Linked DNA regions of Homo sapiens: region 2 is linked to region 1. Evidence: chromatin loops called from intact Hi-C (ENCODE). Cell type or tissue: K562. All regions are shown on one strand. Links, peaks and the distances in the headings refer to the core of each region. The heading gives the core; the rest is flanking DNA.

Evidence for each region. A loop is a pair of places that touch in the nucleus more often than their neighbours do. Peaks named below come from ENCODE experiments on the same cell type or tissue, not always from the same donor. Only the 100,000 strongest peaks of a DNase experiment are listed, where the experiment ranks them.
Region 2: a loop joins it to region 1, with 2.4 times the contacts of the local background. A loop is called at or near these places in 5 of 110 quality-filtered maps.

The regions. Positions count from the first base shown.
Region 1 is chr21:37,505,849-37,521,302 of GRCh38, reverse strand. It overlaps DYRK1A (dual specificity tyrosine phosphorylation regulated kinase 1A), which reads right to left. Exons shown (of 12, transcript NM_001347721.2): 11 at 15,080-15,204; 12 at 1-9,392. The coding sequence ends at 8,772. KCNJ6-AS1 (KCNJ6 antisense RNA 1) reads right to left here and starts at 2,667. Exons shown (of 8, transcript NR_183540.1): 1 at 2,261-2,667. RefSeq lists an enhancer at 13,467-13,656. In K562, for the core only: no CTCF peak of the experiment used is centred there; a DNase peak (open chromatin) is centred at 11,332.
Region 2 is chr21:37,573,279-37,588,732 of GRCh38, reverse strand. The region is part of intron 1 of KCNJ6-AS1 (KCNJ6 antisense RNA 1); the gene reads right to left. Among named protein-coding and RNA genes, the nearest start is that of KCNJ6-AS1, 62 kb to the right of the region's middle. RefSeq lists an enhancer at 237-1,024. In K562, for the core only: a CTCF peak has its summit at 5,975 (motif pointing right); a DNase peak (open chromatin) is centred at 5,972; H3K27me3 peaks cover 567 bases.

The sequences.
Region 1 (15,454 bases), core at 8,490-13,489:
GGGAGTAGGGGAGATATTTCAAGTTCACTGTTTTAATTTTGCCAGTAAAAGGAAATTTACCGTTTTGCTTCTTGCATCTAGTCACTGCTAGCCGCCCCCACTTCTAGTGAAGATGGTCAGAACTCTAATACGCAAACAAAACCGAGCTGGGGAGAAAGACCACAATTAGTGAATACGCACGTGGGAGCCCTCCCTGGACAAGCTCCTCATCTGAATTCTTCAAGACTACAGAAGATGTTAAGTAGCTGTCATTACATAATCAGTGGGAGATGCCTTCAGAAACATCCGCCTACAGAAAGAGGTAGCCCGTCTCTCCAGCACCCACATTCCTGGGCGAGGGTGACACTCCAGTCAGAAGGTAAGAATCCCATGTAAGCGCTCTGTGAAGAGCAAACCACCACTCAATTGGAATACAGTAGCAGTCCTGGAGGAATCCAGGACTCCAAGCGCACTGAGCCCTGTAGATCTCACCCAGCGGTGAGCGCTGGAGCCCCTGCTGGGAGGACCCATCGTGCCAAAGGCCTCTGAGCGCAGAGCTGCCCAGACTGGCCAGGGACAAGACCTGGAGCTGCTGGGAAGCACAAAAGCTCATCCAATTTACTTCTCCCAGAAATATCTTATCTACCTGAAGTGAACAGTTAAATCCCATGATTAGGTCCCTTGTTTCAGCTTCATCATCCATCCAAATCCACGGCCCATTGTAATGCAAATCATGTATAGTCTAATGCAAACAAACAGACTTTTATCCTAAGACATTTTTGTCCTTATATTTGATACAAGGAGAGGATGATACTTTAGGAATAACAGGCTAATACTGAGAGAACCCAGGCTCGATGTAGTCACCTAATATTATCAACAAAGTCAACAGAATAAAGAAGAAGAAAAAAGCAGCAATTATTTCCTTACTGCTTTCAAAATGTGGGTTACAACCTATTACATTTCAAAAGCTTCCCCGATAATATCCCTGTTTTATTTATAAACTTAAGAGCTGATTTCTGTCACCCTCATCTCTTCCTATCTACATCAAACCTCTGAAGGCTAAAAATGTAACAGACTTTCCTTGGAGTGGGAGCAAAGGGTGGGGACTGGCCCCTGGATGCGTGATCACAAGGGTCTAATGACCATGCCTGTTCAAAAACAGACCCTTACCACAGTTATTCCTCCAGGCAGTCTCCCTGAGGTTGTACAGAGAAATTCTACTGAAAACCCATCCTTATAAAACATTTAAATATCATATAGTTTATCAAGGCAAAGCAAACTACCGAAAAACTCCCTCACACCTGTAATCCCAGCACTTTGGGAGGCCAAGGCAGATGGATCACAAGGTCAGGAGACTGAGACCATCCTGCCTAACATGGTGAAACCCCATCTCTACTAAAAATACACAAAAAAAATTAGCCGGGCGTGGTGGCGGGCGCCAGTAGTCCCAGCTACTCTGGAGGCTGAGGCAGGCGAATGGCGTGAACCCAGGAGGCGGAGCTTGCAGTGAGCCGAGATCGCGCCACTGCACTCCAGCCTGGGCGACAGAGCGAGACTCCGCCTCAAAAAAAAAAAAAAAAAAAAAAACTTCCCACAACAAACCTCAAAACTCTTAAATAGATGCAGGGACTGTGCGGTATGCAAAACCAACTAGTAAAGGAATGTTAACACCTAGTCCCAGACTCCAAAAATAAAAGTCAGCTGGAAAGCAATGCTGTTTAGCCCTCCACGGAGAACACTGTCCACCTCATTTCCCTGCATTGTTTGCTGTATTTACGTAGAAAAAGAAGTTCCATTCAGGCTGTGGACTCCGCTGTTTAGCCGCATATTATATTTATCGGACACTTTCTACATACTAGGCATTGTGCTTTCTGCGGACATTACCTCACTGAGGCATGCACAGCATCTCCTAAGTGGACACTATAGGTATCTCCATTGTACAAAGCGGACAGTAATCCTTGCGCAAGTTGAGCAGCGTACCCAGGGTCACGAAGCCAATGAGAGGAGCAGTGGGATCTGAACCTCTTTGGGATTCTAGAGAGGGAAACTGTAACTACTATACAGAGCTGGTGGCTGGTGCCCTGGGAAACCCTTCACCGGCTTACAAGACCAGATGAGACTGAGATATAAAGGAACTAATTCCATTCCCACTGTTGGGAAATAACATGTGCCATTCTCATGGGACATCTGAGAGCTATTAATGAATAGGATGTTACACTGACCCATCTCCACAAGGGAAGACAACAAAAAGGAACAAACTGTGTAAGTTTTATATACTTACATCTGGCAATTTCTGCCTTTCCCGGAGGCTTGTTTATAACATTTTGTAATGCACCATAAATTGAAAATTTTAATTATCCATTACTCTATGTAAACTTTGGTAATCAAACTCCATTTCAAGATGTTCTTGGGGCTGGGTGAAGTAGCTCACGCCTGTAATCCCAGCACTTTGGGAGGCCGAGGCAGGTGGATAGCTTGAAGTCGGGAGTTCAAGACCAGCCTGGCCAACATTGCGAAACCCCCTCTCTATCAAAAATACTATTAGCTGGGTGTGGTGGTGTGCACCTGTAATCCCAGCTACTTGAAAGGCTGAGGCACGAGAATCGCTTGAATCTGGGAAATGGAGGTTGCAGTGAGCCGAGATCACACCCCTGCACACCAACCTGGGAGACAAAGCAAGACTGTCTCCAAAAAAAAAAAAAAAAAAAGTCCTTGGATTCAGACTTCCGTCATATTAGCCACACGCCTCTTCTTGCCAGAGTCCTGCCTGGCTGCAGGTTCAGAATGGCCCGCAAAGTTTCAGAAAACAGAGCTCCAGGCCCCACCCCAACTCTGAATCTAAAATCCTGCTAGTGTGATGGTCATCCGTGGTTTTATAAAGTTCTACAGATGAGTTTAGTGTGCAGCAAGGCTGGACAGTCATTTTAAATTGATGAGTACCGATTGAGCAGTTTGCGATCACTAGAGTTCATTAGTCATTTCTTTCCTGGATTTGCGGGCAATGGAAGTGGGAGTGGTGCCTGAAGTGAGCTCCTCCCCACCTCGTGGCATCACCTCTTCAGCAGAACAAGGCTTGTCTGTGATGTACATAAAAACGCTCTTTCTCATGCTATTTCACTGCATTCCGCTTTTCCGCTTTAAATCTTTACAGACGTGAGCCACCACGCCCAGCCTATTTATGTTTGAGAGGCCCAGGCTGGAGGATCACTTGAGGCCAGCAGTTTGAGGAGCGCCTGAGCAACTCAGCAAAACCCCGTATTAAAAACAGCCAGGCATGGTGGTGTGCACAGGTAGTCCCAGCTACTTGGGAGGCTGAGATGGGAGGATCACCTAGCCCAGTTGTTTAAGGCTGCAGTGAGCTGCAATCACACCACCAAACTCCAGCTTGCGTGACAAAGCCAGACACCGTCTCTAAAATTAAAGAAGTAACATTAAAAAAAACTTAGCCGTTTCATGCCACTAGAGGTATTTTCTTTCATTTCAGAGGGAGTTAACAAACCCCACCCCAGCAGTGCCCTTCTCTGCAGTCTTTCTGTCCAACAGTGAGTGGATGATGATTCCAAATTCATCCTCCCAGGGTCTCTTTTAAGCAACTCAACACTTTCTGCTGGCCACACTCAGGCTCAGGCCCGTCCTCTTGCCTGGGTGTTCATTAACAACTCCCTGCCCGGCACACCTGCTTGGCTGCTTCCTGGCCACCCTAGTGCAGAACTACCACACACACCCAGTGCCTGCCACTTTATTTTGCCCTTGGCTCTGAATCTCCCGTGACTGCAGTTTCAGATATGGAATTCAGGGGCAAGTACACTGACTAATGAATGAGTATATAATGGAAGCAAAACTTTACAAGAATAAAGAAAAAAATTCCCAAAGTAGCAATTTTAGAAATTTAATCGGGAAGATTATCAAATAGCTGGTCTTTCAGACAGATGAAACATTAAGCACTTATACCTACACGGCCTTTCTCTAGCTATGAGAACTCGGCCAACCACACCCATGCCAGCATCGCCCGGCCTCCCATGCGAACAGAGCTGGGCTCCACTTGTCTTGTCCACTTGTTTCCTCTGTCCTGCATCATGAACTTTTGCCACCACTTTGCCTGACCCAAACTTAATGCACTTTATTAATAGTCAACATGACTCAGGCTCTAGTACTGTGCTCCTTCAGGACCCAGCTGGGACTGAACCAGGCTACCTGGTAAAAGCGAAGGGAAGCCGGTTTAAGACTTGTCTCTGCCTCCTCTATGCTTTGAAGAAGGATTCACAGGTTTTGCTGGGGATGACAGGAAATTCAACTGAAATGGAAATTTACCCACATTAATTCCACACCTGATAACAGGGACATACCCTAAAGATGGGAAATTATGGGGAAAAATTTTCAGGTACAGCAGCTGCATACTGGAAGAGAGACCTGTAGCATTCTAGTTGTGTTTCAAATCAGCGTCCAGTTGGAGAAACACTTTGTCTCCTAAGATTTAAAGTAGGAAATTAGAAATAAATACTGACAAATACCTGACAGTCTCAGTGTTAAGGTAGTGTTATTTTTTTTAAAGTTCTGATGCAAGAACACCCACTGAGAGCAGCCAAAATCTGGGACCTTGGCTATGCATAATGCCAAAGAGAGCCAAACACACCAAGCGATGAGCCACTTACCTCAATGAACATGTCTTCCACAAAACAAGCATCCAGTGCCTTCAACACAGGCATACGTCAAAAATTCCTGGTCCAGGGTGAAAGCCCAGTAGGCATCCACAGGCTGGTTCTCAGTGGATTCATTTGGATTAAGGTTAGTCATTAAAAGGGAGGATAACAAATAAGCTATCTTCTTAGGGTTTCTTCTCTTGTTCTTTGTACTACAAATTACTTGGTGATGTATGTTTTCACGCAAGGAAACAGGCCTAGATAAGAAACCAGGGTTATGAAAATCAGAACTTCTCCTCTACTCTCCCTGACACCAAAGGTTTTCCAACGTCTGGTCAACAGACATCCCTAGCAGATTTTTAAGAAATCTGAATGAAGTCTGGGTATACCGAAGTCACGCACGGCTTTTGTCCCCATTACATTTTCAAACTTCCTTCATATATAGCAGTAAGACCAAGTCATGTATTTGGAATGAACCATCTGGTCTATTACATACAGTCTACCACTATAAAAATGGACATAAAAATGAGTCTTGAACTTGTATTCTGTCTATGGGGATACCACCCAGAATGCACCGGATCGCATCTGAACCTGCATTCTGCGACTATCAAAATAAAGGCAGGCCCAAAGGAAACTGAGAAACTGGCCTAGAACTGAGTGCCTGCTATCTCGTCTTCGTGTGTATTTTGATTATGTATCTCCCTATTGGAAGAACAGAAAAGTTCAACACCACAAAAGCTGGGAAGCAGTACAGGGGCAAACTCAATGGTCACTTGTGAGCCTAACATAATTACTGAATCTTTCATGATTTTTTACATGTAGTTTTAAATAAAAATGTCGGTTTTTTTTTTTCAGCCCAATATCCATGTGCCTAGGTAAAATTCTCACACCCTAAGAAGAAAACTAATGGAAGTTTTCCTTTCTTACATGTGGTTAACTTCAACTTTACGCAACCAACCTTAATTTTACAGATTCACGCTTAACTTTTAAATAAGCATCTTGCCTCTCGAAAGCCACCTTAATATATACTGAAGCAGGTGAATTTGTAAAAAGAGAAGACTTTAGGTTAGCAATTGAATCACAGTGGCAAGAATTCTAGAATTCTGATATGGCCCCGTACGAGGAGTTAGGGAAGGAAGAATGAGTATTCGTATTCCTTCCTTCATCCAAGCACGTCAAAGCATATCAGAGAAAACCATCAGACCCTCACATCCAGTCGAAATGCTACCAACTAAAATATGAGCATTTTGAATCACAAAATTATGTAAACATTCAAATAAAAAAATCAATGTGAAAAATCAAAATGATCTGTTAAACCTCCAATTTTTACTTTCAGAGATTGCTGATGCCTATGTCAATGTATCTCAAATAGTTTCCTTTTTACACATTTAACTCAACTTTGATACTATACCTACCAGACCTGGACCAGTTTAATTGCATAGGAAGATTTTTACTATGTTTACATTTTTCTTAAATTAATTTTTAAAAAAGCATAGTAAAGAGTCTGAGGACAAATTATTCAACTGTTTATCATACATAAGACCGCATGACTATAATACAAAGGGGGGTTCTTTTTTCATTTAACGTTACAATATACACAGCAAGTCCGGACTAGATCTTACAATCTGAACACAGGTATTTAACCTTTTCCATGCTGTTTATGTTTACAATGCACAGAAGTCCTGTAACCAAACTGTGTAGTAAAGCACACAAAACTGGACTGTAACATAACACAGTATGCAGAAGCATTGGATTTTATGATTTTCTTTACGTAAATATCGGTTTAAAAACTGCTTTAGTTTTTTGGTGCTTGCTAAGATGTGGCAACCAGCACAGAAAAAAAAAATGACCTGACCCATATGATATCTTAACCTTATATTCCTAAACAGCAGTAACTACTGAATTCCTTTTGATATTGCTATACTCAAGATGATATCCTTTTATTCACTGTAAACCTTTATGAACTACCAAGTTCAAAAAAATCATCCACAGGCTTGACAGTTAATTACAAAATAAATATGGATTTCCTGATAAACAACAAAAAGTTTTTGTAGTTTATAAAAACGAGTATTTCCAAGTTTCCATTCACATTTACATAGTGTTTAGCCTTTCTTTTCTCACTGTTTACATATAAAAACCTGCTTTTGTTCAGAAAAAAAATTGACCTAGTCAGCCACATGGAATTGACCAATAGAATGAAACGCGGTGTTCTGCTGAGTCATCTTAAACAGGTTATCGGCAGAGGTAGATTACTGCTTCTTTTCTAGGCTTCTTTTGATCCTGGACAGGTAAATTACTTATCTTCATTCTCCCAATTCAACCGCTCAAAAGTGTCACACCCCAAAATTGGTCAATTTAAAATGGGAACACAAATTTAGCAACTGCCAGACTGTGTTACATTAAGGCAGCGTAATCTCAACACGAGGCACCTGTTAAATACCAGCCTGTCTGCTCAGGTCACGCATGAGAGTTCTGCTTTGCTTGCACTCATACTCTGGACCTGTTGGTGCAATCAAGGTCTTGCTTTCAAGTTTACAAGTAGGTTAATCAGGAATACAAGAATCAACTGCTGGTTCCATAGCTTCTGGATCCAGTGTCCCTTTACCTTCAGAAGCCTGAACACACTTAGAATGTAACAGATGTTGTAATCTTGAATTAGATGTCAATCTACTATGTTCAGTACACAGATTGCTGTAAATGTATTGGCTATGGATTCAACAACAGTTCCAGTTTTGTTTAAGCAATAGTACAGCCATAATTTTCAACTGACATTTAAAAATGGTCTAGTTACACCTTGTGTCAAAGTGCAGAACTGCTACATTATTGGTTACAGACATCTATGTGCTATAAAAACAGCTTTGGTACAATAAATTATCAAAAAAGAAAATAAATTTTTGTAAAATTCACAGCATAATTGTGAGGCAAAAAAGCAGTCACATAAAATTCTGCATTTTTTAAAAATGTTCAGGATGAACAGAAGACATCTTTGTGCAGAAGAAATGGTGGAGATACCACGTGCCGAGAAAAAGCAAAAGAAAAAGTAAAAAGCAGGAAGGGACACAGCTGTAGCTATTTCCATCAAAGCAAACCACTACTTCTGTGACCTTCAACCAATAAGGAAGTCAACTTTATGACACACGCAAAGTGACCTTGCAATACCTTACAATTAGTGGGTCACAAAAGTCTATTTTAAAAGAAAGGCCTCTTGAATTACCCATTCTCTGTGTTTTCAGCATTAAGGACTGTCTGCAAAAGCATGTCCAAAAGTGATTGCATCTGAAATGGTAGGCTCTTCTAATTTCGAGTCCAAATCCATAAGGCCAAAGGTTATCCCAAAGACCACCACTCAGACCTCCCCAGGACTGGCCACGACCGACCCGTTGATTGCTTCTCAGTGCACCTTGGTTAGGAGACCAGTCACGTTCCATCCTATCTTCCTGTGGCCTCTGCAACGGGAGAGCCACAGGATCCCATGTAATTGCTGCTTTGCTCCTCAGTAGGTTCAGATAGGAGAGTTCTGATCCCCGCCACTCAGCATGCTTACTGTGCCTGACAAACTTCACCACAACCGTCCCTTTCATACAGCTGAAGATGGTGTTTGTGGAAGCTGGAGGTCCCTCTTCCTTACAGTACTGCATTTCCGTGCCCAAGTGTGTTTAGAGGACTTAAAAACCCAAATTTCCCACCCTCCCACCCAAAACAAAACAGAACAAAACAAAAAAAAAGGGGGATGGGGGGGACAAAAAGAAAAAAAAAAAACACCCTCATGGGGCCCTTTATGCAAATTATGTGCAGTGCCTTTTACTTTAAAATTAGTTGGCAAATGACCAAGACCAACATCTGAATATTAACTTTTGCTGAATAGAAAGACAAAAAAACCCCACTGTGACTGGGATGTGGCAAGTTAAAATGGGGGAGCAAAAAGAGGATACCTCTGAGCTATCCATGAAGATGGGTTTGGACATGGCTCTTTTAAACACTTCAATGTCCCTTTGCAATCTTTTCAAGTTAAAAAAAAAATCAGCTTTGCCCTCTTGTAGCGGTTCAGTGTGTTAATCTCCTCCTGATTCAAGCAGCTTTGCACTTTGTTTTTGGAAAAAAAACACCACTTCTATAAAAACACACAAGAAACAAACTCAAGTTTCAATGTAGTCACGAGCTAGCTACAGGACTCTGTTGCACACAAACTCCTGTCATGGGGGACTCTTCTCTATCAGCCCCTTGCCTCATTGTCAGATGTCCTTCAGTCATGTAATGTGCAGGACCTGTATTAGCAGAAAATTGGTATGTTGGATGTCCAGCTATGCCAGTCTCTTGGCGGGGATTGGAGTAGACGGTCAAATTAACGTCCATAGCTCCATTCTGTCCAAAGTCCAAGGTATTAGCAGCCACTGGGCGATTCTGGTAGGCCTGATTGCCTTGGTTACCAGTAGAGGAGGAAGATGTCGAGGAAGAAGTCGTTGAGGAAGACAGGGATGTCATGGAGTGGTGACTGTGGCCAACCTCCATAGAATCTTGGGTAGAGGAGCTATTCGTTGGAGAATTGTAGACCCTTGGCCTGGTCCGGTTACCCAAGGCTTGTTGTCCATGGTGGTGGTGATGGTGGTGGTGGTGGTGATGGTGATGGGAACTGTTACCATGGTGATGATGCAATGCATTCTGTTGAGGGGCTACATGAAAGGTTGTTTCTTGAACAGGATGAGTTTCAACAGTGACCTGTGTAGGAGCTTCAGTGCCTGACCAACCAAGAGGAGCAGGAAATTGCTGACGCACCTGAAAGAACAGATTTTTAAAAGGATTTTTCAGAGGACTGTTTCCAAGCTTTAATCTTCCATCAAAAGCCATGACACTAACAAACTAGCATCATATTAATCAGGGGGAAACGGTTTTTGAAACTTTTAATGTGTTAAGACAGTTTTATAACACAAAATCCCAAATACATTCAAGGGCAAAAAATTTCATCATGAAAGCTGCAATTTTTAGGAAGTTATATCCTTAAATAGGTTCATCTATTTCACTAGCCACTGTCCTTCCTTGGGAGCCCTGTTTATGCCAGGGGTCAGCAAATATTTCCTGAAAAGGGCTGGACAGTATTCTGGGCAGGTCCAAAAGGAAGTCTTTACTTTTCCCTCATGTCCTTCCTCTCTCCATCTTTCTTCTTTCAATAAAGGACTACTATCTACCTAGCTGCTCAACAATGCCTCTGTCCAACCCATGAGCAAGAACTTATGAGTCTACCTGTGAAACAGATTCCAAATTTGGCCTCTTCTCTTCATCCCCATCATCTCTTGCCTACGCTAACACAACAGCCCCTTAAATGAACTCCTTGTTTCCATCCTTGCCCTTCTCCAAAGGGTAGCAGGAACAATCTTTTCTTAACACAAATCCAATCACTTCCCTATTTAAAATCCTTTAATGACTTCTCACTGCACTTAGAAAAACAAAATAAACCCAAATGGATACAACGATCTGCATCATCTGGCCAATGCCCACTTCTCTAACCTCTTTCTCCACCCATCCTATCCCTGGCTACCTGAGTTCCAAACAAAGAAGACCTGCCTTCCATTCCTCCCCTGGGTCAAAATCTCTCAAATGCCTCAGTGTACTAGTAACACGCTGCTCCCTTCTGCCTAGAAATGTTATTTCTTGGATTTTCTTATTGCTTGGATGTCTCTTTTTCATCGCTTCAGTTCCAGAGCCTTCCCTGACCACTCTGGCTGATGCTGCCTCAACAACTGTGGCAGAAGCTACTGGTTGTGCACAATATTCTTCTCGTTCCTGAGCACATGGCTACACAACACTTCCCAGCCTCCCTTGTACTTACTGATGGCCATATGTCTAAGCTGTCAATGGAATGTGAATGAAAGCTTGTGTCACTGCTAGCCTGGCACACAAGATAATACCTCCCAAGTCCTTCTGCCTGCTGGACACAGTAGACAAGTAGGCCCTAGGGCAAGGTGGAACCACAAGATGGTAGGAGATCAGGACCTGGAAGACGGCCTAGCCACTAACCTGAACACCTATTCTGGACTGTTGCACAAAAATGAAGGAAACTTGGTACTCTTTAAGCTACCATATTTTGGGGGTCTGTTATATCAGAGTTTGGCCTATTCTAATTAATACATCCTATCCAACAAACAGTCTTTCTCTACCAAATTATCCTTATTTTCTTTTTAACAGCTAATGCTACTTGCCATTTTTCTTCATGTTCATTTTATTTACTTGTGTCACTGTAAGCTCTAGGAAGGCAAAAGGCTCAGTCTCTATCCAGTGGCTGGCACAAATTGTTAAGGGTTTATTCAACAAAGGTGGTCTGAGAACCAAACTTTTAAGAGATACTACTGAAAACAATCAGTAGAAAAGCTGGCAGTGAGTTCTCAGAAAATACTATATGGTTTTTATATGAAGTTAATCAAGTTACTGGATTAGAAAATCACATGGGGGGCAATCTGGCAATAGTTATCAAAATTATAAATCACATTACCCTTTGAAACAGTCATTCTGCTTTCAGGAATTTATATCACAGATAAAATGTCTATGTGTGAATGAGACATGTACAGTGGTGCCTCCTTATCCACAAGAGATACAGTCCAAGATCCCCACTGGATGCCTGAAACTGCAGAGGACTAAACCCTCTATATACTATGTTTTTTGATCTGATAATCTAGATGGCTACAAAGCAAAGTAACTTATCTACTGTGTGGACATGCTAGACGAAGGGATGAGTCATGCCCAGGGTGGGACAGCATGAGATTTCATCGTGCTACTCATAACAGAATTTAAAACTTACGAATTGCTTCTGAAATTTTCCACTTTATATTTTTGGACCGTGACTGACTGAATAACTGGAACTGTGGATAAGAAGGGACACTACCGTACAGGGTTATTTATTAAACTACCATTTGTAAATAGTAAAAAAGGTTGGAAATGAACTAAATGTCCATTAATAAATAGGGGACCGGTGGCCAAGACGGCTCACATCGGTAATCCCAGCAGTTTGGAAGGCTGAGGTGGGAGGATCACTTCAGCCCAGGAGTTCAAGACCAGCCTGAGAAACATAGTGAGACCTCACTGCAGGGTGTGCTGGGACACAATCATAGGCCTAGTTACTCAGGAGGCTGGGGTGGGAGGATCACTTGAGCCCAGGTGCTCAAGGCTGCAGTGAGCTGTGATGACACGAGTGCACTCCAGCCTGGGCTAAAGAGCAAGACCCTAGCTCTAAAAATAAATTTAAAAATGAATAAACAAACAATAGGGGAATGGTGAAAAGACTTATGGAATATCTAAACAACGGGATACTGTGCAAATAAATAAAAGAATGAAAAAGCTCTCTATTTACTGATATACAGAAAGTGCTCCAAAATATATGTCAAGACTAGAAAAACCAAGATGTTCTGAAAGCGTTTGCCTGGTATGGTACTATTTGTGTACAAAGGGTGGATGAAGAATATGTATTTGTATTTGCTTGAATATGTATAAAATATCTCAAAAAGTATACAAAAAACTAATAAACTAATAACACTGGTTTAGAAATTGAGGGGCTAGAAGGCATGGAAGGAAGGAAAACCTTTCGCTGAATTCCCTTTTATATTTACTTATTTTTAAAACCATGTGACTATATCAACCACTCAAAAATTAAGTAACAAAAAAGGATTTGAAGCAAAATCTTGACCTCTGTGAAATCCAGGTGGGAAGAACGCGGTGTCTTATGCTACTCTTGTATGTGTTTGCGGTATGGAATAGATCTGGAAGAAAGAAAGGGAAGAAGACAAGACAGGCGGATGGTCTAAAGATTTAGAGAGAGCCCCTGGGAGTAGTGATACTTAAGACCTGAAGCATAAATAGTAGTTACCAAAACAAAAGGAGGAGGAAAAGAGTGTTCCAGGCTGAGAGCACAGGAAATGTAAGAAAAGTAAGAGAGAATGTGGCATATTACACAAAGTGAAAAATGAATTAGTGTGACTAGGGTGAGTGAAGAGGAGAAAGAATGGCCTCGGTGGGGACCAGATCCTGGAAAGCACCGACGCCTTGATAATAAGTCTACATTTCACTTCAGGTAGAAGGGCAAGTCAAAACTGGTTTAAAGTAAGGAAAACAGGCCAGGTGCAGTGGCTCATGCCTGTAATCCCCACACTTTGGGAGGCCGAGATGGCCAGATAACCTGAGGTCGGGAGTTCATGACCAGCCTGGCCAACGTGGCAAAACCCCGTCTCTACTACAAATACAAAAATTAGCCAGCATGGTGATGTGCGTCTGTAATCCCAGCTACTCAGGAGGCTGAGGCAGGAGACTCGCTTGAACCAGGGAGGCGGAAGTTGCAATGAGCAGAGATTGTTCCATTCCACCCCAGCCTGGGCGACAGAGCAAGACTCCGTCTCAGCAGGGGAGAAAAAAAGTAGGGAAAATAGCAAGAACAGACCACTTTAGTGAAAGCTCACTTGGCTGCAGGGAAGAGAATGGTGCTGACAGGTGAATGGAATGAGACACTCCATTCTAATAAGACAAGTCATAACAATGAGGTAAAGTGAAAGGTGGAGAATAAAAACGTATTAAGATGTGGTGAATCCAGATAATTTACTGTCTGATTCAGTGTGGGGAAAGAGGGAGAGAGGAGTGCCCCCAAATTTACAACTTGAGCAAATGGGTAAATTTAGGGCCATTTTTACAAAGAATGGCAAAAGTAGAAGCGTTGGGAAGGAAGTGAAAATGATGACTTCAGTTTATGTGCTGTGTGTGCACATATTGTTGAGACTTTCAAGGTGACATTTATAGTAAACAATTAGAAAGGCCCCAGGGGTTCAGAAGTGAAGTCTAAGTCAGAAGTCAAGACTTAGGAGCAACTAGCATGAGGATGGTGACTGCAGGCCCTGGCAGGTGTGGCTGAAATCATCCAGGAAACATTAAGCGGAGTAGGGAAGGGACACAGGTCATGCCTCGAGGAACACCCAGGTTTCAGTGCTGGGTAGAAGAAAAAAAACGAAACAGACAGTGAAGGAAAGGGCAAAGAAAAGGGGTGGGGGGAGGGAAAGAAGAACATCCTGCCAAGGAAACCAGCAGTGAGTGTTTCAAAGAGTGGGGAAAAGTCAACACTGCCAAATGAAGTTGTAGAATGCAGAAAGACAGCATTAGGGTGTCCACTGGACCCATGAATAAAGGTCACCGCTGACACCGGCAGGAGAGTTGGAGGGCAGGACCTAAGTGGAACAAGCAAAGAGGTCTTCAGGGTAAAGAGACAAAGACCACAGGTAGCAGAAGTATAGGGAAAGAAAGGGGGACACGCAAAGGTGCTGCTTAAGATGGGAGAGGCCTGAGGATGAGGAAATGCTGATCAACAGAAAAAGCCAAAAGAGGAGAGAGTGAAGACACCGGAGCTGAGGGAGACCAAAGGGCAAAGCCCCCATGATGGCAGGAGAGAGGGGATCAGGGCAATGAGTGGGCTTGGCCTTAGGCAGAAAGAAACACACTGCTTCTAACAAAAAAGGGGTAGAGGAGAAGTGGACAGTGCACACATAGGCAGGATCATGTATTCAATGTTACAAAGTGGAGAGAGTTCCTGTCTGAAGACTCTTTTCCTTACAAAGCAAAGAGTGGGTAAGAACAGAGAAGGGGAGGGCAAAGGTTTCTAAGAGTAGAAAAGTTTGAAACTATTATTAAAGAGAATAGGAGAGGATGGGACAACTTGGAAAACATGTAAGACTGCCCAGCAGAGGTTGGTGAGTATTAACAGTGCTGACAAACAGCTGCATGTGGGATTTTCTCCAGCACCATTCAGCTGCCCTAGTCACAAGAATGGAGAGCACTCTTAATCAACAGCAGTTTACTCATCCATCAAATACTACACTGGCCTCTCACCTTCAAACACCATCACGCAAAACTCGGTATGAACCAACTTACAACTTTATTAGATTATTTAAATATTTTTACCATCACCATCTGCTTCACTCCAATTTTGAAAAAGTACTTAATTAGATCCTCTTCAACAGGTTTAAAAACAGAAAACAAACAAAACAACAACAAAAAGGCTAAAATCAAATCAGAAATTGATTCAGAATCCAGGACTATAAATGCTAAAAAATCATGGGAGGAAGCAGAGTCGAGTCATTCAGATCATGACCCAGGGAAATTTACTTAGCCCATGAAGTCTCAGTTTCCACTGTAAAATGGGAATCAAAAAAGCATGAGGCTCAAAACGCTGCTTTGGTAAATGAGATAAACACAGGAAAAAAACTGTTCAAAACAACAACTGTTATGCCCCCAATAAGTGTTAGCCACTTCTAGACAAGGAGGAGGAAAACTGCAAGAATGTGCTTCTCTATGATAAATACTTACATTTCCTTAGACAGGAACGTCATGAACCTCTAGGGTAAATGATACGGTCATTCTAAAGGCACCTGGCATCCAGTGCTGCTCCACCTGAGAATGGCAGGTGACACAAGCAAATGAACCACGTGCGAGCTCACCTGGGGACTGTGTGTCTCGCAGTCCATGGCCTGCACGGCAGCTGTGAAGTGCCCACCACTGTGCCGATGCTGGTGCGTCGGATCCGACCGGGCTCTCCCACTGTTGCTTGTCCCCGATGAGCCACCTGAAATATCACAACACAAAACAATACAACTGTGAGTTTAAAATTCATTTTGTTCAAATTTATACTCTGAAGCTATACCATTAAAACTGAAAGTACTCACACACACACATACAAAATCTCTAATATTAACTTGAAAGTATATCACAAAGTCTTCATATTCTCTGACTAAAACCAGGTTCTCTCTCGTCCACCACTTAACTAAAATACAATGAAGTCTGGTTAAGGTAGGGGAAAACTCAAGCAATGTGGA
Region 2 (15,454 bases), core at 3,507-8,506, 72 kb before region 1:
ACTTCCAAAATCTATTTTCTTCCTCACACCTGACACATATACTTTCTGCTCCCCGGCTCCTTCAGCTGTACTCACTCTTTGTTGAGTCTCCCACAATTACCATTGTTCCTAGCCCGGCCTTCAATCCAGCCTCCCACATTACTCCTGATACCACACCTGATCCCCATGACTGTATCTCTCTGATCCACCTGACATTCACCCCATTTCCCCATATTTCCTTCTTTCCTGTTCCTCACCCTGATCACACTTGGTTTATTGATGGCAGTTCCACTAGGCCTAATCGCCACTCACCAGCAAAGGCAGGCTATGCTATAGTATCTTCCACACCTATCATTGAGGCTATCGCTCTGCCCCCATCCACTACCTCTCAGCAAGCCGAACTCATTGCCTTAAGTCAAGTCCTCACTCTTGCAAAGGGACTACACGTCAATATTTATACTGACTCTAAATATGCCATCCATATCCTGCACCACCATACAAGAGGTTTCCTCACTACACAAGGATCCTCTATCATTAATCCCTCTTCAATAAAAACACTTCTCAAAGCCGCTTTACTTCCAAAGGAAGCTGGAGTCATTCACTGCAAGGGGCATCAAAAGGCATCAGATCCCATTGCTCTAGGCAATGCTTATGCTGATAAGGTGGCTAGACAAACAGCTAGCATTCCAACTTCTGTCCCTCATGGCTAGTTTTTCTCCTTCACATCAGTCACTCCCACCTACTCCCCCGCTGAAACTTCCACCTATCAATCTCTTCCCACACAAGGCAAATGGTTCTTAGACCAAGGAGATATTCTCCTTCCAGGCTGGACCTGGGCAGGACCAGCCCGGTCATCTACAGCTGAGGTGAGGCCTGGGCAGATTTCCCCTCACAGCCCCAGCAGGAACCAACCCCAGGGACACCTCAACCTTGGACTTCCGGCCTCTAGGAAGATCAGTAAGAGATTTCAGTTGTTCAAACCACCCGGCCTGTGGCAGTTTGTTCCAGCAGCCCCAGCCAACTCCTGACCTGAAATATGTTTATTTGTTTACATTTTCTTTGCTGCTTTTTAGAGTCTAAGCCCCACGTGGGCAGGCCTTTTTATATTTTAATCACTACCCTATCCCAAGTGCCTGGACGGTGTTGTTGGTGTAAAGCAGTTGCTTAATAAATATTTGTGGAATAAATGAATGAATGTGTTCATTGCTCACTCTGTGGCTGGCACCACACATAAGTGATGTATCGTCCATACCCAACCTGCAAGGCAGGCAAGATGATCCCTGTGGGAGGCTCCGAGACTCTCACAGCACACCTGTGCCCAGCCGGTTCAGGATTCAGGGCTGGGTGTGTGACTCCCTTCCCTACGTGGTGCCACTTTCACAGCCAAACAACTGGTTCTTGAGCAGAGGGAGAAGAGGGTAAGGCATGAGGCAGAAGGAGCTCTGTTACTGACACTGGGCTAGGACACAGCATGCCCTTGGGGACAGTCATCTTCAGAGTAAGGTGCTCAGGTGCTCAGGACTCTTAAGTCACACATTAGGGTAGGGTCAGAGTTGACTGCTTCATCTCGCTGGATGGTGCCTCTACTTCAGAGTTTTCACACCTGAAACGCTGAGTTTACCAACAGATGCTTTAGGTTATGTTAAACCCGTGGAGATTTAGAAAGAGACAAATACCACACGTTCTCACTTATCAATGGGAGCTAAAGGATGTGTACACATGGACAGAGACTGTGGATTACTGGACACTGGCGACTATGAAGGGTGGAGGGTGGGAGGGAGGTGGATGAGGAGAAATGATTTAATGGGCACAATGTACATTATTCTGATGACGGATACACTAACATCCCAGACTTCACCACTACTCAATATAATCATGTAACAAAATTGCACTTGTACCCCTTAAATTCACCCAAATAATAACAAATTAAAAATAAAAAATACGGCCAGGTGCGGTGACTCACGCCTCTAATCCCAGCACTTTGGGAGGCTGAGGCAGGAGGATCACGAGGTCAGGAGTTCGAGAACAGCCTGGCCAATATGGTGAAACCTCATCTCTACTAAAAATACAAAAATTAGCCGGGCGTGGTGGCACATGCCTGTAGTCCCAGCTACTCAGGAGGCTGAGGCAGGAGAATCACTTGAACCCAGGAGGCAGAGGTTGCAGTGAGCAGAGACCGTGCCAATGACTCCAGCCTCAAAAAAAAAAAAAAATTACAAATAAAAATAAAAAATAAAAGTCAGTGATGCAGGCAGTACTGATTTCAATGTATATTTATATAAATTAAGAGAGATCTTGTAAATAACTTATAAACTTTTTAAATGGATCATGCATTTAGTGTTGTATATGTAAAATCTCATCAATAGACCTAAGGTTATGCAAATTTTCTTCTAGAAATTTTATAGCTTTGCATTTTATTTAAGAGAGATCTTGTAAAAAGTGTACACGGAACATTCACTATAGACCATATCCAGTGTCAGAAACAGTTTCAATAAATTTTAAAGGATTTATATCATACCAAGTATGTACCCTAACTACAATGAAGTTAAAATACAAGCCACTAAAAGAGATATCTAGAAAATCCACAAATGTTTGGAAATTAAGTAGTACATTTCTAAGTAATTCATCGGTCAAAGAAGAGATCACAAAGGAAATTAGAAATATTTCAATGCGAGTGAATGAAAATATAATATCAAAATATGTGGGATGCTGCCATGTAGTCAGAAATGTATTCTTTATTGAAAAACAGGAAAAGTCTAACATCAGTTATCTAAGTATCAACCTAAAGAAATTAGAAGAAAAAAGAGGAGTAATATAATATCAAAATCAAAAGAATGAAGGAAACAGTAAAGAGCTGAAATCAGTGAAATTGGAAGTGGACAAATAATAGGAAAACTTACAGGAAATCAAAAGCTGGTTGATTGATAAACTTCTAAATAGACTGATTAAGAAAAAAAAAAACTGAAGAGACAACACACAGATTATCAATATCAGGAATAAAGAGGGCTCATTACTATAGTACCTACAAATAGTAAAAAATTAATAAAGTTATATTATAAACAACTTTATGCCAATACATGTGACAATTTAGATGAAATGAACAAATTCCTTGTGAGACACAAATTATAAACCTAGGAGAAATCGCATCTACATATATATATATAGTGAGAAATTGAATTTTGTAATTTTAAAATTTTCTCACAAAGAAATTACTCATCCCAGATGGTTCCACCAGTAAAGTCTATCAAATAGAAATAAAAATACCAATCTCTTTCAGAAATATAGTAGGAGGAAACTCTTCCCTACTCATTTTATGGCAAGAGAAGATAAGAGAAGAAAATGATAGTCCAATATCCCTCATGCAGTTAGGTCCAAACATCTTTTTTAAAATACTACCAATAATAACAAGGGAAATATAAAAAATACATCATGACCAATGGAGTTGATTCCAGAAATACAAGGTTGCTTTCCCCCTTACACTGGTAAGAAGGGAAAATTGTATTTGTCCTGACTGCTTCTGTTCAACTTTGAAATGGAGACTTCAGGTGATCCTTCAGGAAGTTCTGAAGCTGGGATGGTCCTTCAGAGACGTCCAGCATTAACCTGTGGGGCTGGGCTGTTTTATCCCCACATCTCCTAGTCATTAAATCAGGACTGTCACTGGGCTAAGAGGATAGCATTTGGCCAGGCAGCTCCCAGCAGCAGCTAACATCCTGACAGGTCGAAAATGGAAGGGTCTTCAGCACTCGCAGCATCATTACAGGCAGACTTTACAAACGCTGGACGCGTGGGCCCTATGACCTCGCACTTTCGCTCTGTGCGCACCAAAAGGCATGTACCAGAATGTTCACAGCAGCTTTATTCATAATTGTTCAAACATGGAAATTACCCAGACACTTGTTGTTGTTGTTGTTGCTGCTGCTGTTGTTTGTTGTTGAGACAGAGTCTCGCTGCGATGCCCAGACTGGAATGTGATGGCACCATCTCGGCTCACTGCAACCTCCGATTCCTGGGTTCAAGCGATTCTCCTGCCTCAGCCTCCCAAAGTGCTGGGAGTACAGGCATGTGCCACTATGCCCAGCTAATTTTTGTATTTTTAGTAGAGATGGGGTTTCACCATATTGGCCAGGCTGGTCTCGAACTTCTGACCTCTAGTGATCTGCCTGCCTTGGCCTTCCAAAGTGCTGGGATTACAGGCATAAGCCACCACGTCCATCCTACCCAAACATTTTTAACACTCAAATGGATTCATATGAAAGTAGGTAGATACATACATTGAAATACTAAATAGAAATGGGAAATAAACAATGACTGCTGCACGCAACATTATAAGCGAATCTTGCAACTTTATAATCAAGTGAAAAAAAACAAAAACCAAAGAGTATATGGTGTGCGACTTCATCATATAAAGTTCAAAACAACACAAAGTTACTCAGAAATCTGCACGGTGCTTATCTTGGGAGTGTGGCAGGTGCTAGAATGGTCAGGAAGTAGGGCAAGTTGTATTCCAATTCTTGGATCTGGATGGTTACATGGGTGTAACAATTCATTGAGCTCTACATTTATGATTTGTGCATTTTTATGAATGTATATAACTCTATTTTAAACTTTTTACTTATAAAAAAGATAAGATACAGATGGGAGAAGATATTTGCAAAGCATATAACCGAAAATGGGGATTCCTATTAGGAATATATAAGGCAACCCTGAGAATCAGTAAGGAAAAAAGTCCAACTAAAAAATAAAAGGGGCCAGGCACAGTGGCTCATGCCTGGCACTTTGGGAGGCCCACAGTGGGAGGATCACTTGAGCTCAGGAATTCGGGACCAGCCTGGGCAACATGGCAAAACTCTGTCTCTACAAAAAACACAAAAATTAGCCAGCCATGGTGGCGTGCACCTGTAGTCCCAGCTACTCAGGAGGCTGAGGAGGCAGGATTGCTTGAACCTGGGAGACAAAGTTTACAGTGAGCTGTGATCCCGCCACTGCACTCCAGCCTGAATGACAGAACGAGACCCTGTCTGAAAACTAAAAATAAAAGGCAAAAGATATCAACAGACCATTCAGAAGAGAAAAAAAATACAAGGCCAAGAAACATAAAAAGATGTTCAATATAGCTACTAAATAAGAAACTATGAATCAAAACAGTATGAAATGTCATTTCATAACCATCAAATGGAAAATATTAAGAAGACTAACAATCTCAACATAAGTGCAAATATAGAGCATGAGGTCTTCTTACCTCTGGAGATTTGAAGGGTAATTTGGTACAATACCTCTGGAAAGAAAACATTTGCTCTTTGATCCAGCAGTTCCACATGTAAAAAAATAATAGAGAAACTTTTGCAGAAGTTCCATAGGGAAAATGGCACAAGAAAGTTCATTGCATTATTCATAATAGAAAAAATACATACAGCATGTCATCAATAAAATAAATTTTGAAAACATGTAAAAAATGGATTCACACATGGGATGTTAGTGGAATTTTTGAATGCCATTAAAGGTACACACAAAATTGGAGCTGATGGTTACCACTGGGTGAAAGACAGGGAAGAGAAAGGGTCGTGGAAGGGTATTTTAGGAGATTTGACGGCATATGTATTGTTTTGCTTCTTAATAAAACAGAAAGCAAGTGTGACAAAATGTTAGCACTCAAGAGAGTTGGGTGGGGAATGTGTTGTGTGTTATAAACTTTTCTGTGTATTTGAAATATTTTATATTTTAGGGAAACCATTCAAAGGTATGCCTCTTAATCTCAGGACTTTCTCTCTCTCTCCAGGAGAGTGACTCTCACCAGCCCCACCCTCATTGCCAGAGGACGTTGCACGCTGCACCTGTCATGCCTCACGCTTGTGCTGTACGTGCCCAGGCCTCTGTAAATGGAGAGAATGGGGTGAGCTGACACAGTTCTTCAGGCTCTGCCCAGCAGAAGATATTATGAAAGGTCTTCTCATCTCTTCTTGAAATGGGCTACCTCCCACTGACCACTAGGTGGGACATCAGCTTGCCAGTTGCCCAATAAATGCAATGTCTATAGAATTCTTGAAACAGCCTCTGTTTCTGAGAGGGGCCCATGCTCAGAAGACTGTCCATGGACCGGCCTAGTGGTGCACTTCCTGAGTCTGGGAGCAGCACCTCTTTGAACTCCTGCTGAGGACACTGATTTGGGAGTGCAGTGCACATAAATGTAATTTACATTTATGCTTCTAATTTACATAAATGTAAACAGGGATTCAGTGAACTGGAATTTTCTTTGGTTCATAACTGGTTTTTTTCTGGCTAACTATGGGTTGGGAGAAGGAAGAGAAGAAATGGAAAATAGCATTTATTTGGGGTCTGTTATGGGCCAGGAAGCAAATTACAGCTTTATCTCATATAACGCTCATGTCTATCCGTTGAGAGGGCATCATTTCCCAGTTACAAATGAGGAAGCAGTGGCTCAAACATGTAAGATGCCTCGCCCAACGTCCAGTGAGCAAGCAGCAGACAAAAGGTTTGAACCATCTCTTTCCGCCAACAAAGTCTGGTTTCCACCGCGTGCCCTCTCCAGAAAACCTTTGGAGTAAAACTCAGAGAGACACAGAGAGAGAGAGCAAGAAAATATTTGGTATAATTTAAACACTTTCAGGTACAGCCATAATAGAAACAGATAAGAAAACAGATAAAAGACCAATCACTTCCTGGTCTTTGTCGTGCCTGTGCCAAAATAACAGAAAAAATAAAATAAAAATCACTCTACCTTATTCTTTCTTGTTCTTTCCACAAAATGTGTTTTTTGTTTTTGTTTTTTGTTTTTTTTTGAGACGGAGTCTCGGAGTCTCGCTCTGTCACCCAGGCTGGAGTGCAGTGGCACGATCTCAGCTCACTGCAAGCTCCACCTCCCGGGTTCACGCCATTCTCCTGCCTCAGCCTCCCTAGTAGCTGGGACTACAGGTGCCCGCCACCATGCCCAGCTAATTTTTGTATTTTTAGTAGAGACTGGGTTTCACCATGTTAGCCAGGATGGCCTTGATCTCTTGACCTTGTGATCTGCCCACCTCAGCCTCCCAATGTGCTGGGATTACAGGCATGAGCCACTGCACCCGGCCCAGACATTTATTTTCTCACAGTTCTGGAGGCTGGAAGTCCAAGATCAAGGTGTCTGTAGTGGGGGTTTCATTTCATTTCAGTCTGAAGCCCTTCTCCTTGGCTTGCAGATGGCGTCTTCTCCTGAGTCTACACAGGGTCTTCCTTTTGTGTCTGTTTGTGTCCTAACCTCCTCTCCTTACAAAGATGCCAGTCAGTTTAAATTAGAACCCATTCCTGTGACCTCATTTAACCTCAGTCACCTCCTTAAAAGTCCTATCTCCAAATCCAGTCACATTCTGAGGTACTGGGGGTTAGGACTTCAACAGATGACTTTTGGGGGACACAGTTCAGCCCTTGACAGAGAAAATTCAAGGTGTCAAGGAACCAGATCAGGCTTTTGGGGGGTCTTTGCAAACAGCCATAGATGGTGTGTATGACCTTGTCTAGCCATCAAACTGAGAGAGAACCATCCTTTCCAGAAATATCTCAGTTGACTGGCACCAGAGGTGGATAATTAGTAAACTATTTTTTTCTTTTATAGTCTTTTGAACATAATTATGACAAGGATTCTGGGGAGATTATAGGGTTTAATAATTTAATCTCCTCAAATTTCCTTATAAAAACAGACTGAATAACTAGCATATCAAAATCAAAGACTTTGTACTTCTACAACAAAATCAATGACCAGGAATCCCAAAGAATCTCACAGTAAGAGTGTGTGGCACAAACCACCAACAGCTGCAGGACCCACGTGGTATGAGGATCTGTGTAAAGGGAAACAACTGGCAAGTTGGGGAAGTCAACTGGGATTCCAACAGTCCAGAGGACAGGAAAAAACAACACTGCTGACCTGTGTTCACTGAAAGCACAGAGCTCCAATCCGAGAGTGGCAGGTTGGGAGATGACTCTACCGGGTTCAGTTCCTGAGTGGGTAAAGGAGACCACAATACTATTCTGACCACAGTGAAGCAGTCTATAAGTCTTCAAAGCTAGCAAACAAAATGCCCAGATAAGAGAAATGACTTAGAAGAAAATGCAGAATGGGGATCAGAATGTCAGATCTCAGAAAACACAGGCAGTATTTTTGAAATCATTTTGGAAAAACAACAGAAGAGGGAATGTAGACCCATGAAGTTTGAAAACCTGTCTTGACCTATGCCTCATCCTATGAACAAAGAAAAACTTGTTTCACTTTAAAAAAAGCAATAAAATGGATGATAGCCAAATCTAATATAAAGTTATGATAAGAGAAAGCAGAATAATAACATATTAATAACAACAATAATATTGGCCCTACAGACAATGAAAATACAACAGAGAGGTACACATTCAATGAAGATGAAAATGTAACCTAATATTTGAAATGAGGTAAAAAGAACTAGGAAAATGATAGGTGTCATTAAAGTATCTTAAAGTATCATTTAAATCATAATTAGAAACATTTAGAAATATAAGATTTGAAAGACAGATGAAGATGACAGAACACAAAACAGAATTAGAAGTATAAAGGAAATTTTTCAGAAATAAAAACTAAATTAGAAGGGACATCAGAGCCAATAAACAAAACAAATAATGCCTTAAAAGAAATGTAAAATGCAAAAATGAAAAAAAAGGAGATTTTACAAAATTAAAAAGATATTAAGTGTTTCAACTTCTGGTTAGGATGTAAAAAATCACAAAAGACCACCACTCCAGCAGAGCAAGGATAAAGCACTGGTAAGCTATTAAATTGTCTTTTTCTTTAAAACTATTTAAAACCTATAGATTCGAAATCCAAATAAACTAAATTCCAGAGATGGATGAGCCCATGTCAGGTGAGAAAACTGGTCCCTTCCATTCCTGTGGTAAGTTGTCAAGCATGGGGTTGTAGATGGACAGAAAATCAAGTCTGCTACAGGCAAATAAAATTTGGGGGAATAAGGAGAAACTAACTGGAAATTTTACAGCTAGTGTTAGACTTGAACCTGGAGGAATCCCAAATACAGCATTGGACATCTCTGTCCGTCTTCCAACTCTCTCTCATAGAAATTTATTGAATAAATGGTGTCCAAGAAGTCAGGAGATGACACAGAAAAGCAGAGAGAAATGTTGTGGTGTCATGGTGCTTAGATTTCATAGCCTTCCTGGAGAGAGGGTGATCTCACACTCAAGATATTTGAAACCAGAGGTGAACTAAATCAACTGGAGTGGCAACCTCAACTCTAATTCAGCTCAACTAATTATTAGATTGAAGAGATCAGATCCTAATCCAAGATACCTGACACACAAAAGGGCAAGCACTTCCTAGAAAAATTAGTACCTTCTTTCAGTCTCCACTGCTATGGTATACATAAACTGCAGCATTCAATAAAAAAACTACAAGCCAGCTGGGCATGGTGGCTCACGCCTGTAATCTCAGCACTTTGGAAGGCCAAGGCAGGGGGATCACAAGGTCAAGAGATCAAGACCATCCTGGCCATCACGGTGAAACCCTGTCTCCACTAAAAACACAAAAATTAGCTGGGCATTGTGGGCTGTGCCTATAGTCCCAGCTACTCGGGAGGCTGAGGCAGGAGAATCACTTGAACCTGGCAGGCAGAGGTTGCAGTGAGCTGAGATTGCACCACTTTACTCCAGCCTGGTGACAGTGAGACTCCCTCAAAAAAAAAAAAAACAAAAACTACAAGCCATGCATATAAACTGGGAAGTATGACCCATAATCAAAAGAAAAAGCAGTCAGTAGAAACAGGCCCACAGATGACCCAGAGTTGGCATTAGCAACTAAAGATTTTAAACTAATTAATACATATGGTGACATTTTTAGAGGGAAATATGGGCAAAATGGGTGAAAATATAAAGAATTTTAGCAAAGAAATCAAAACCCCAAAAAAGAACCAAATGGAAATTGTAGAACTAAAAAACACAATACCAACGTAGAGAATTCAGTGGGCGGGCTTAATAGCAGAATGAACAAAATAAAGCTTTGGTAAACTTGAAATTCTCAGTAGAAATTCTCTAAATTGAAGCATAGAAAGAAAAAAGTATTTTTTAAAAAGCAGAGGGTGAGAGAAATGTAAGGTAATACCAAATGGTCTAATACACATGTAATTGAAGTCCCAGAGAAGAAGAGAGACAAAATAGGTCAGAATAAATATTTGCAGTGATGCTAGCTGAAATTTTTTCCCAAAACTGATGAATGACATCAATACACAGATTCAAGAATTAGACCACTGTCTCCACCTACTTCAGTTTCCCTCTATCACACTTCCCCTCATGACTGGTGGAACTGGAGTGGCTGCCGTGATTTTTGTGTTCTGGCTCAGGGGTGGGATTAAGTTTAGTTTGGGTTTAACAGGATAAATGTATGTGCTTCACAATTACTTCCACATGAACTTATCACCAGCTAGTCTAGTGTAGAAATGACCTCTAGGAATACTCTTCCTACACACTCTTCCAATTCACCCAGCTTGGTGACACAAATATCACAATATATGGGCATTGAACATCTCATTTCTTTGACTCATAGGAAAAGTATCTGCCTACACAGGACCTAAAGTTTTAACTACCCTGATATTCTGCAATAGTTATATGTGGCAGGGGGGGCAGTTCAGGTTCATTGATGGAGTATTTTAAGCACACATATCAACTGGATTTTTCTTTGATGGGTCTAATTACAGAGATGTCCTTATAAACCTCTCCAACCTTTGAAACATGGTTATAATAGTATTATGAGGATTCTAGTATATGTTATTACAGATTCAAGAGAGGGCCAGGTGTGGTGACGGGTGCCTATGATCTCAACATTTTTGGGGGCCAAGGTAGAAGACCACTTGAAGCCAAGAGTTCAAGACCAGCCTGGGCAACATAACAGCACCTATCTCTACCAAAAAAAAATATATATATAGCCAGGTAGAGTGGTACATGCCTGTGGTCTCACCTGCTCAGGAGGCTGAGGAAAGGCAATCACTTGAGCCCAAGATTTCAAAGCTGCAGTAAAGTATGATTGCACCACTGCACTCCAGCCTGCATGACAGAGGGAGAGAGAAACCCAAACACAACAGGAATGCCAAAAAAAATTTACTCAAAATGTTGACGAAGCTTGAATATGTTAATTTAACTGTGATTTGAAAAGATGTTTTGGAATGTTTCGATAAAACATGGGAGAAATTACAGACTCTTTATGTAGACATGCATAAAAAGTAACTTTTTGACAATTTAAAATTTGTTAAAGGGTTAAAAGAAAAAAATAGAATATTTTAAAAGCTATAATGATGAATAATGAAACAACAGAAATTATTTCTATATTAAAAAAGGAACTTCAATAACAAAAAAGTTTACACCAAAAGCAGTAAATCATTAATAGGAAGATAAATTTCTAATAGAAATAATAAATAGTTTCTTGAATGATTTGATATCCAATTAATAATAAGAAGTGGGCTAGGTGCAGTGGCTCACTCCCATAATCCCAGCACTTTAGGAGGCCAAGGCAGGAGGATTGCTGAGCCCAGGAGTTTGAGACCAGCCTGGGCAACATAGTGAGACCCCTGTCTCTACAAAAAAAATCAAAAAAGTAGCTGGGTGTGGTGGTGCGCACCTGTAGTCCCAGCTACATGGGAGGCTGAGGTGGGAGGATTGCTTGAGCCTGGGTAGTTGAAGCCACAGTGAGCCATGTTCATACCACTGTACTGCAGCCTGGGCAACAGCACAAGACCCTGTCTGAAAAAAAAAAAAAAAAAAGTGAATCATAGGAACACAGTGAAATAAGATTCCAATTTTTTGCTTTTGTGGCACTGAATACTGACACTGATAATGAAAAACTCATAATATAGGCAATCTTGACCATCTGGATAATGAGGAAATGTTGGTTCAAAGACTACTTAAGCATAGTCAAGAAAACATGAAATGCCTTGAACACTTAAAGCCCATGTGTGAAAGAAACTTGATAGAGGTCTTCCCAATTTTAACAACAATTCTAAAACTTTGCATGACATCATTACCAATAATGAGCTGTGAGGCTAAAATAAATAAATAAATAATGTCTCACCTGTTGATAATAAATAAATATTGATTCCAGATGCCAGGGGAAAGACCAGATTACCAATCCATTCTCTTTTTTAGAAAATTTTAAAAATTTCATCAAATGAAGAGGAGAGCAAAGAATAGGTATCCCCCACCCCCCAAAAAAAATATAGTTAGTTAATATAAATAAAATACTAGGTTACTTTTCTGGATCCTTTTATGTGTGTGTTATTAAATTTATAATTGATGGTGATTGGTGTCTCTTCTAAATAGATAGTCACTTTTATACCTAACTTCATATTCATAATTTCCTATTATTAAAGTGGGCCCCCAGAATCATATGTTTTGGACCCCACAAACCTAAATACACCTGCATACAAAGTCCTGGCCATGTTTCAATGACATCAGTCACAGTTCCTGGTGATAGTGAGGTGGAGGTGGTGTGAAGACAGGCCCTCAAAGGTCTTCAAATAAATTAACAATGTCTCTTAATTTTTATTAGCTTTTTTTTATTCTTATGCTTTGCCTTTTTTCCCTAAAAGTGTGGTTCAAAGGAAAGAATTTTTCAATTTTCTCAAGTTTTTCGATCTGGTTTCACTGTTACTCATGAAAGCCAGAGGGCAGGGCTTTGGACAAAATGGTGTCCAATAATCAGAAAAAAATGTAAATACAAATCTAGGACCACAGGATTAAAACTAACGGGAATGGTATAAAATAATAGAGAAAATGTGAGTTGTGCTGTGTAGACGGGGATCAAAGGGTAACAGAGGGGGCGGGGAGGAGATGTCATGAGGCGGGGACAGCTGGGGACACCCAGCCCCTGGCAGAACCGCAGAGCTGCCACGCCTCCATGCAGTCACTCCTGGATTTATTTTTAATAGTTTGCATGAATGAAGGAAACAGCAAAACCATCTGTTTTGACAGCTGGGCCCATGCACCAGAAGACTTCTTGCGGAGATAAGGAAACCTGGCCTGATCCTAGGAGACCAGAGGACACCCGTGTCAGCCGTGGTGACAACGAGGCTCTACAGAGGGCGGACTCTGTGCCTTACACTTTGCTAGGGGCTTGATCATATTTCGTCAAATGTAATCCTTCCAGAAACCTCAGAGGTAGGCACCACTGTTATCCTCACACAAGGAAAGAAAGGCCCTGAGAGATGCGGGTGGGAAATGCAAGAGCTGGCGACAAACTCCCACCCTGTGTTCTTTCTTCCCAGTGAAAGCACTGGGTGAAGCCTGGGGTGGCATCTACAGACATCTTCCATGTTCTTCTGGATGGACCCCACATTTCCTCAGGGGCTGATGAAAGCAGCTACGTGACCAAGACACCAAAAGGAGGTGGCCTGGAGAGTGGAAAGGTAATGCCACCGGAGTGAGAAGACAAGGAGTCTAGGCTCCGATGGGCTTCTGGCCAGCTTGGGCCTAATTTTCACCCCCTAAATTTCTCTTTCCCTGTGAGCAAAACAAGAATGACAATAGGCTGCATTGATGCGGCCCAAATAATGAGCTGGGACTGCTCTCAGTGCTTTCCAGACACTCTCTTTCTCTTCACCCCCAGAACCTTGTCACTATCCCTACTGCAGATGGAGACACTGAGTGGAGAGTTTCAGTCACTTGCCCCTGGTCAGAATTTGAGCCCAGGGAGGCCAGCTCCAGTCTGCGCTCCTAGCCACTGAGCACTGATCTGCCTTAGGCATCTGCAGGGGTCCTGCTGGGCCACCGAGGACCCTTAGCGCTCTGGTTCTCCAAGTGGGGTCCTTGAGCCAGCAGCACCCGGGAACTTGTTAGAAATGCAAATTCCCAGGCCTCATCACAGGCAACTAGATCAGGCACTTCGAGCGCCTGGGGATGTGACCCAGCCATCTGTAACGAGTCCTCCAGAGAAATCTGAAGCTTGCTAAAGTTTGAGAACCACTGTTCCAAATGTTCTCTAAGGTTCTTTGCAGAGCTGAGCTAAGAAGGAGGCAGGGCCAGAAATGCAGGATATGACACAGGTGAGGCAAGGGGGACTCAGGGCCATGGGGACGTGTTTCTTAGTAGACAGGCAGGTGTCTGTCCTGATGTGGCCATTCTTCTCCCAGGAACGAGCCCAAGGGCATGCTCTAGACATGCAGGGTCTGTGAGGCCAGCCAGAGGCAGAACTGACCAGAACACAGGAACCACGGGTTTGAGGTGTAAGCAATGGGGGAAACACAGCAGATGTCACCCCTCCCGCAGCCTGGCCTTGCCAGGGCTGCTTGCATGGCCCTTGACTCTTTCTACCCCAAGATCCCAGCTTCGGTTACATGAAAGAAAGGAACAGCCTTCCCAAGTGGGGGAAGTCCCACCAAGACCACTCAGAAGCAGAAAGTCACAGAGGTTCACCCGCCAGTCAGAAGGGCCCTATGGAAAGACAGCACCCAAAACACGTGCTCCCTGTGAGAAATGCACTCTACAGGGCCCATCCTGAAAGAAAAAAAATTTTTTTAAATTTTTTGTAGAGATGGGGTCTCACTGTGTTGCCCAGGCTGCTCTTGAACTCCTGGGCCCAAGCAATCCTCCCGCCTCGGCCTCCCAAAGTGCTGGGATTATAGGCATGAGCCAGGGCACCTGGCCAGAAAATGAATTTTTTTTAAAAAACAGAGAGAAAGGAGCCAGGCTGCCCAGAGAAGGGGTATCCTGAGAAAGAGCCTAACCCCTCGGGCTTCCTGGGTAGGGAGGGGGACCCAGAGCTGTGGAGAGTTAATGAAAATTCCCCCTGAGAAGAGAATTTTGATGAGAGGAGACAGATGGGGGTTTCCACTGGATGCATCCTTCCCACTCCCCCTCCTGCGGAGCATTCTGACAAACAGCGTGGCCAAACAGCCTCCCCAGCAGCAACCAGTTGGCCATCCTAGAGAAGCTGGGACCAGATCAGTAACTCATCCCCTTCCATGAGTTTCCTTCCTTCCCTCCTCAATCCCTTGAGCTCTCGCTCTGGCCTCTCTGGGATTTTCACGTACACCCCAGTGAAGTGTTAGCTCCCTACATCTGTTCTTCAACTTATTTATTTATTTATTTATTTAATTTATTTTTGAGACAGAGTCGACTCACTCTGTCACCAGGCTGGAGTGCAGTGACACGATCTTGGCTCACTGCAACCTCTGCCTCCTGGGTTCAAGCGATTCTCCTGCCTCAGCCTCCTGAGTAGCTGGGACTACAGGCACATGACACCATGCCCAGCTAATTTTTGTATTTTTAGTAGAGACATCTCTACTAAAGACCCTACTACATGGGGTTTCATCATGTTGGCCAGGATGGTCTCGATCTTTTGACCTCATGATCCGCCCACCTCGGCCTCCCAAAGTGCTGGGACTAGAGACATGAGCCACTGCACCCAGCCTGTTCTTCAATTTTTAAAAGGTGCATCAAGAAACTGGAAAGGTTAGAC